2 separate regions of the Mus musculus genome follow, and region 1 is linked to region 2. The links are chromatin loops, found by intact Hi-C in ENCODE. Cell type or tissue: gastrocnemius. All regions are shown on one strand. Links, peaks and the distances in the headings refer to the core of each region. The heading gives the core; the rest is flanking DNA. Region 1 has its middle 27 kb from the start of Gm32998. Region 2 overlaps Gm26562 (a long non-coding RNA gene).

Evidence for each region. A loop is a pair of places that touch in the nucleus more often than their neighbours do. Peaks named below come from ENCODE experiments on the same cell type or tissue, not always from the same donor. Only the 100,000 strongest peaks of a DNase experiment are listed, where the experiment ranks them.
Region 1: it touches region 2 in a loop (1.9-fold over the local background); 3 of 42 quality-filtered maps call a loop at or near these places.

The regions. Positions count from the first base shown.
Region 1 is chr16:30,095,740-30,098,646 of GRCm38, forward strand. No RefSeq gene overlaps it. Among named protein-coding and RNA genes, the nearest start is that of Gm32998, 27 kb to the left of the region's middle. In gastrocnemius, for the core only: no CTCF peak of the experiment used is centred there; no DNase peak of the experiment used is centred there; H3K4me3 peaks cover 619 bases; H3K27ac peaks cover 1,128 bases.
Region 2 is chr16:30,170,569-30,173,475 of GRCm38, forward strand. All of the region lies in intron 2 of Gm26562 (a long non-coding RNA gene), which reads right to left. Among named protein-coding and RNA genes, the nearest start is that of 1700025H01Rik, 21 kb to the right of the region's middle. In gastrocnemius, for the core only: no CTCF peak of the experiment used is centred there; DNase peaks (open chromatin) are centred at 1,333 and 2,383; H3K4me3 peaks cover 1,433 bases; H3K27ac peaks cover 2,317 bases.

The DNA.
Region 1 (2,907 bases), core at 297-2,796, 75 kb before region 2:
GCATCTTCCTAAAACCTCGAGCTCCATTGCTGGACCAGCTTCCCGTCCCAGTTCTTTCCTAGCTGTAGAGTCCTTTCACATCTGGCATGGCCCAAGAACTCAAGCTCATCCCCGTTACAGGTGTTTGTGAGTTGCCCAGTGTGGGTCAAGGTCACAAGGACAGCAGCACCAACCCTGTGCTCGAGAGCCAGAGACACTCTTTCTTCTCAATGCTCTGCCTGTTTACAGAGCAACTGGTGGGTGTGAGCCAGGGGCCTTTGATCCAAGGATGAGAACTCTGAGAGGCTATTTGGCATGCAAGTTGGTACCCCATGGTATGGGCAGCATCTCTCATAAACACTGAACATGTAGCACAAGAGAAGTTCGATGAGATGCTATTTTCAGTGTTTCTTACAAAGGGAGAGGATTCAAGAACTTTCTCTCTGAAGTTCTGCACAACTCTGATGAGTGCTGTAACAGATGACCTGCAAGTACTATGTATGGCATCCAGGGCTACCCTGGGCAGGAGGCCAGCATTTCTTGTGATTCCAGGGGATTTAGAGAAACTTCAAAGTGAGGTTCATAGGGTCTGGATAGAGCAAGAACACAGAGAGAGACACTAGGAAAATCAAACTATCGCCTCAGCAGGATGACACGCTGTAGTTAGCCAGCATCCCACCTCTGGTCTCCAGGTTTAAAGTTCAGAATCATAATAATATCATGGCCTCTTGGTTCCATTCAATTCTGAAAAGTCAATGTCTCTAGGCGGCTGCTGAGCTGGGCTCTCCTCTTGCTGGGGCACCACAGTGATGTTGTCAGAGATCAGGATAACTAGAAGCAGAGAGAGCCCAGCTGGGGCATCAGGCCCCCACTGGAGTTTGCAGTGCCGGCGGTTAGAAAAAGTGTCTCCAACTTGTAAACACAGCAAATTCAATCTGGAAGTCATTGAGAAAACATAAACACGGAACCTCACGCAGTCATGTTTACATGTTCCAAGCCTGGTGAAAGATGAGACTGCCAGGGAAGGGCTGGCTGGCGTTTCTCCCCCCCTCAGGCACTGTGCTTTTAAAAATAAAACTCCAAGCAGTACATCCTACCCTGAAGACCAGATTCCAACGGAGAGAGCACAGCTTGCCAGCAGTGCATTATCTGGGCTGTTTTCTGCAGTTGCAGAAACTTGACTTTTAAGAAAAGCCGATTGTTTTGAACTGGGTCCACAGCCTCAGTCAAGAACAGGGCTTCACGGTCCCCGAATCCGGTCTGAACTGGAAGCAATATGGAGCTGACAGTTGTCTTGGTCCCTGTCATTTAACCAGTCAATAAAGGATTGGCTCAGATGGAGGGGAGGGGGTGAGGGGTGTGTTGATACCGGAGGGGAAAACAGAACAGTGATTGGTTAGCTCCCGTCTCTTGGGGCCTGTTGCTTCCAAGGGGTGCCCTGGATCTAACACTTTGGCCCAAGGATAGCTGGTCAATGTGTCCTCTGTATAGATTCTGCAAAGTTAAGCTGAATGAAAGCCTACATGATTCTTCCCCACCCTGTCTCTTTCTCTCTGTTTCTCTCTGTCTCTCTCCCTCACTTGCTCCCTCCCCTCCCCTCCCTTCCCCTCCCCTCCCCTCTCTCCCTCCCTTCCTCCCCCTCTCTCTCCCTCCCTTCAGGGTCTCCACTGTGTAGCTGTGTCTGTCCTGGAACTCACTGTGTAGACCACCAGGCTGACCTCAAACTAAAGGTATGAGCCACCATGCCAGGCTAAACAATATCTTTTTTTCTTTTTTAGATTAATATGTCTTTTGTTGGTGATGTTTTTTGTTTGTTTGTTTGTTTGTTTGTGGTTTTCTGTTTTGTTTTGTTTTTGAGACAGGGTCTCACTATATAGGTATGGCAATCCTGAAACTCACTATGTAGAGGAGGCTGGCCACAAACTCACAGAGATCTGCCTGCCTCTGCCTCTCAAGTGCTGGGTTAAAGACATGTGCCAACACACACACACACACACACACACACACACACACACACACACACAATTTATATTACATGTTCGAATGTTTTACCTGTGTTTATGTATATGTACCACTGTGTGCCTGGAGCCTGTAGAGACCAAAAAGAAGACATCAGAACCCCTAGAACTGGAGTTGCTTATGGGTGTGAGCCAAGATGTGGGCGCTGGAATTCAGAGGTTCTTTGACTCAGCATCAAGTGGTTTTGACCACTGAGCCATCCTTCTAGCTATGGCTTCTCTAAAACTCAAGTCATCCTGACTAGGAGTCCTTAGGTTCTTGTGTGACTGAGTAGAGAAGGGCTCATTCTGGAGATAGTAGGCATATAAGGTATGGGGACAGAGCGGCAGGGGCACAGAAGGCACCAAGGTGTGGAAGCGGACAAGCAGCCCAAGAGTGCGCGCTGATTTCCAACCCTTGCTTCTAAGACCACAGCAGGCTGGCAGCTCTCTTGCTCCTGGATTCCAGTCTCCCTGTCTCAAGGCTCTGCCTCTGTCCTGGGGCCCTGGGGACAGAAAGTGCTTGGAGCCTCAGCCTTCTCTAATTCTGCATTTCTCACACTCCAATCCCCCAACTCTGATCCCTTGCTCCTACCCCAGCCCATCACCCCAACCCCAGTTCTTATCCCTGTGGTATGATCACCCCTCAGTGCAGAATGGTTGAGAGAAGTCCTGCTCTCATTGCTGCAGTCCTGAAGCCTGATCACGAATCTCAGTGGCCGGAGATATATTCAACTGGTAGATGCTTGCCTAGCATGCTAAAACTCTAGGTTCTAAACTCCACCCCTAGCACCACACAAACCAGGTGTAGTGGTCTGTGTCTGCACTCTTAGCACACGGGATGTGGAGGCAGGAGGACCACAAGTTTAAAGGTCACCTTCAGTTATAGCAAGATGGCAGACAGCCTGAGCTCTAAGAGAGTCTGTTTCAA
Region 2 (2,907 bases), core at 299-2,798:
TCTTGGCTCAGACACACTTCGCTCCACTACTCCATCTCCACCTGATACCCCCACTGAGGGTCTTCACTTGTCTCCCTCTGCACTTCTTGCCAGGCTCCATACAGGAATGTTCTCTGGTACACTGACACCTGTGGCACTGACTTAGGACCTCCTCTTAACTAACGTCCCAGGGGCTTCAGCATTCATCACATCACAACAGGCAGAAAGCTGGAGTTTAACCTCTCCGCCCAGTGCTCTGAGAGGAAAGGCTTCCGTCTCCCAACATTAGGGAAACCCCCCCAGGGCTGGAGGTCACTGCGCCATCACAGAACATTCACATCCTGAGGAGGGCTGAGCCAAGAAACCTATGGAACTTATGCTGATAGTTCCCAAACCTATTGGAAGTTAGAGGTAGTGGGGGGCTTGGGGTGGGGGTCTTAACATTATTTGGTAGAGCTGTTGCTGACCTCCTTTTCTGGTCCTATACTTGCTATTTACTGAACAGGCAACTTTGGCAATTGGTTCTCCCTGTATGTGTCAGAGAAGTGAAATTTCCTACTTAATCACTTAGCGGTTAGTTCACTGCTATAACACACACCAACAGCATGTGTTTTGAACACAGGAGAGTGGTTCATTTGCTGCTCAGAACTAGTTAAAAGACATGCTGCTGTTAGCCATTCTCTATAGAGAACTCAGAAAGCCAGAGTGCCCTAGGCAGCTGCTTTACCATTTTGTGTCCCCCAAGGTCAGCTCATCCTTGTCCCATCTGGGAAGAAGTGGACAAAACTTGGAAAGTTCCTGGGAAGTTTCTAGAGACTGTAACCTTCTCTTCTCCTCAAAGACATGGGTCGGAACCAAGGCCCAGGAGACACTGCGGGGTGGAAACTATGAAGGAACAGCTAATTCCAAGGCAGGGCGGGTGCGGGGACCAGTCTCAGCCAGTTAATTCTCTCTGCAGACAGAACCTCCGGATGTGTTCCTGACGCTAAACAAGGGTTGGGACGAGCCTTTAGCATTGCACATAACTAAGTGGCAACAGTTTAAAACTGGGAAAGACAGGAGGGGGAAGTGTCTGCTGGGTGAAATAAGAGACAGGGCCTGGGCACACAGAAGGGTGGCCACATCCGCCCCTTTCTTCGCAGGGCTTCCTGGTGGCCGTGTCTGCCATGTGGTAGGGAAAGGAGAGCAAAGTCCTTGGGGTGTCATTGAGCTCAGCGCGGTTTCTTCCAGCCTCCTTGGCAGCCACATGGAGAAGCGTGTGGCTCTGGGTCTTGACAGCCTCGCAGCTTTCCCGGTGGCCCGAGGCTGTAAACCCCACCTTCCCACAATTGCCAAACCAGCTGAGGGGCAGGCAACAGGCCAGGCCCGGCAGCATCACACACACACACTAAAGGCGCATGCGCGAATCACCTCCATAGCACCGCAGCTGCTAACGCTCAGGGATGAGGCAGCGGAGGCACATGATGCTCATTCGCAGAGTCCTGCCAAGGCCAGACACAAGATTTGGTCCTCCTCTAGACTTCCTCAGCTACCTGGCCACAAAGCACAGTTGACTCAAGTCTTCCCCGGCATCTTCCCAGCTCACTGGTCTGCTTGGTACCAAAGGGGGTCAGAAGGCCAAGTTCCCTGGCTTTAAAGAGCACACGCACTATTTCCATGAGCACACTAACCCTCAAAGCAACTGTATCACCAGTCACTTCCCAGCCCCCAACACAAACAAGCTCCGATCATCGTCTCTGGCCCCCACCCCTCCTTTCTCTACTTGGACAAGCCTGTCAGTGTGTACTGTGTGTATGTACATAACAACCCTACCCGCTTTCTTTCTCCTCCAGCTTTGTATACCGTTTCCCATGAGCTTGGGCTTCTAGGCGCTGAGCCTGTCACAGGACTGTAAAATATATGGATGGCATATTTTGTTTTAGAACCTTTATACCCAGAACATCTGGATTCTGCTCAGACAGCTGGAGATCCCTGCGGACGAGGCCCCCTCCTTTGAAAGGAACTCCCTCGCTTTGTATCTGTACACACATGCACATGGGCTTTCTTAAACACGGAGGACAGCGGGGCGTGACCATTACTGAGTTCTTCCCCAAAGTGACCCAAAGTGGCTGTAACGTTAGCCCAAATTATTTATTACTCTTGATTCCTGAACCATTCTCTGTATAAATTTAAAAAATAATAATAATAAGGGACACTACTACGCCCTCCAACAGTCCAGAGTAGATCTTTCACAACCCCTCCCCTCTGCAGCCATTATTCAGCATAATTTGACTGGCTTGGGGCAGGTTGTGAGAGTGGGAAGGCTTGGTGAGGACGGGAGGAGGCAACGTCCAAATTAGAAACAGATTTAAGGAGCATTTGCAGGGAATTAGGCGGAGGGCCAGGCGAGCTCGCTGGCAGCATGTGGAACCCCTCTTTAGGGACTGTCAGCCTTAGGTTTCCACAGCGGATGTTTCCCTAGCCAGAGCGCAGCTGGGTTTCAGTTGTCAAAGCCACAGCCAAGACATCTGAGAAGGGAGCAGAGTGCCCCTGTGTGTGACAGCACATACACACAGGCCACGTGTGACCGGCTTGACCTCTGCACTCCAGCACAGCTCTGCAAGTGCACACCTACTAAGTGCCTATGGTGTACACCTAACTACCTATGACCACCTTAGCATAAAGGGTGTTGAAAACATAGGTGTGCACACACCGAGAACCAGGACAGACACACAGGCACAGATTTAGGCTATGCCCAGCAATATTGTCTAGAAGAAGCCAGTTCTCTCTCTCTCTCTCTCTCTCTCTCTCTCTCTCTCTTTCAATCTCCCTCCATCTCCCTGCCTGTCTCTGTATGTCTCTGTCAGTCTGTCTGTCTATCTCTGTCTCTCCCTCCATCTCCCCATTTCTCTGTCTGCCTCTGTCTTTTTCTGTCTCTGCCTCTCCCTG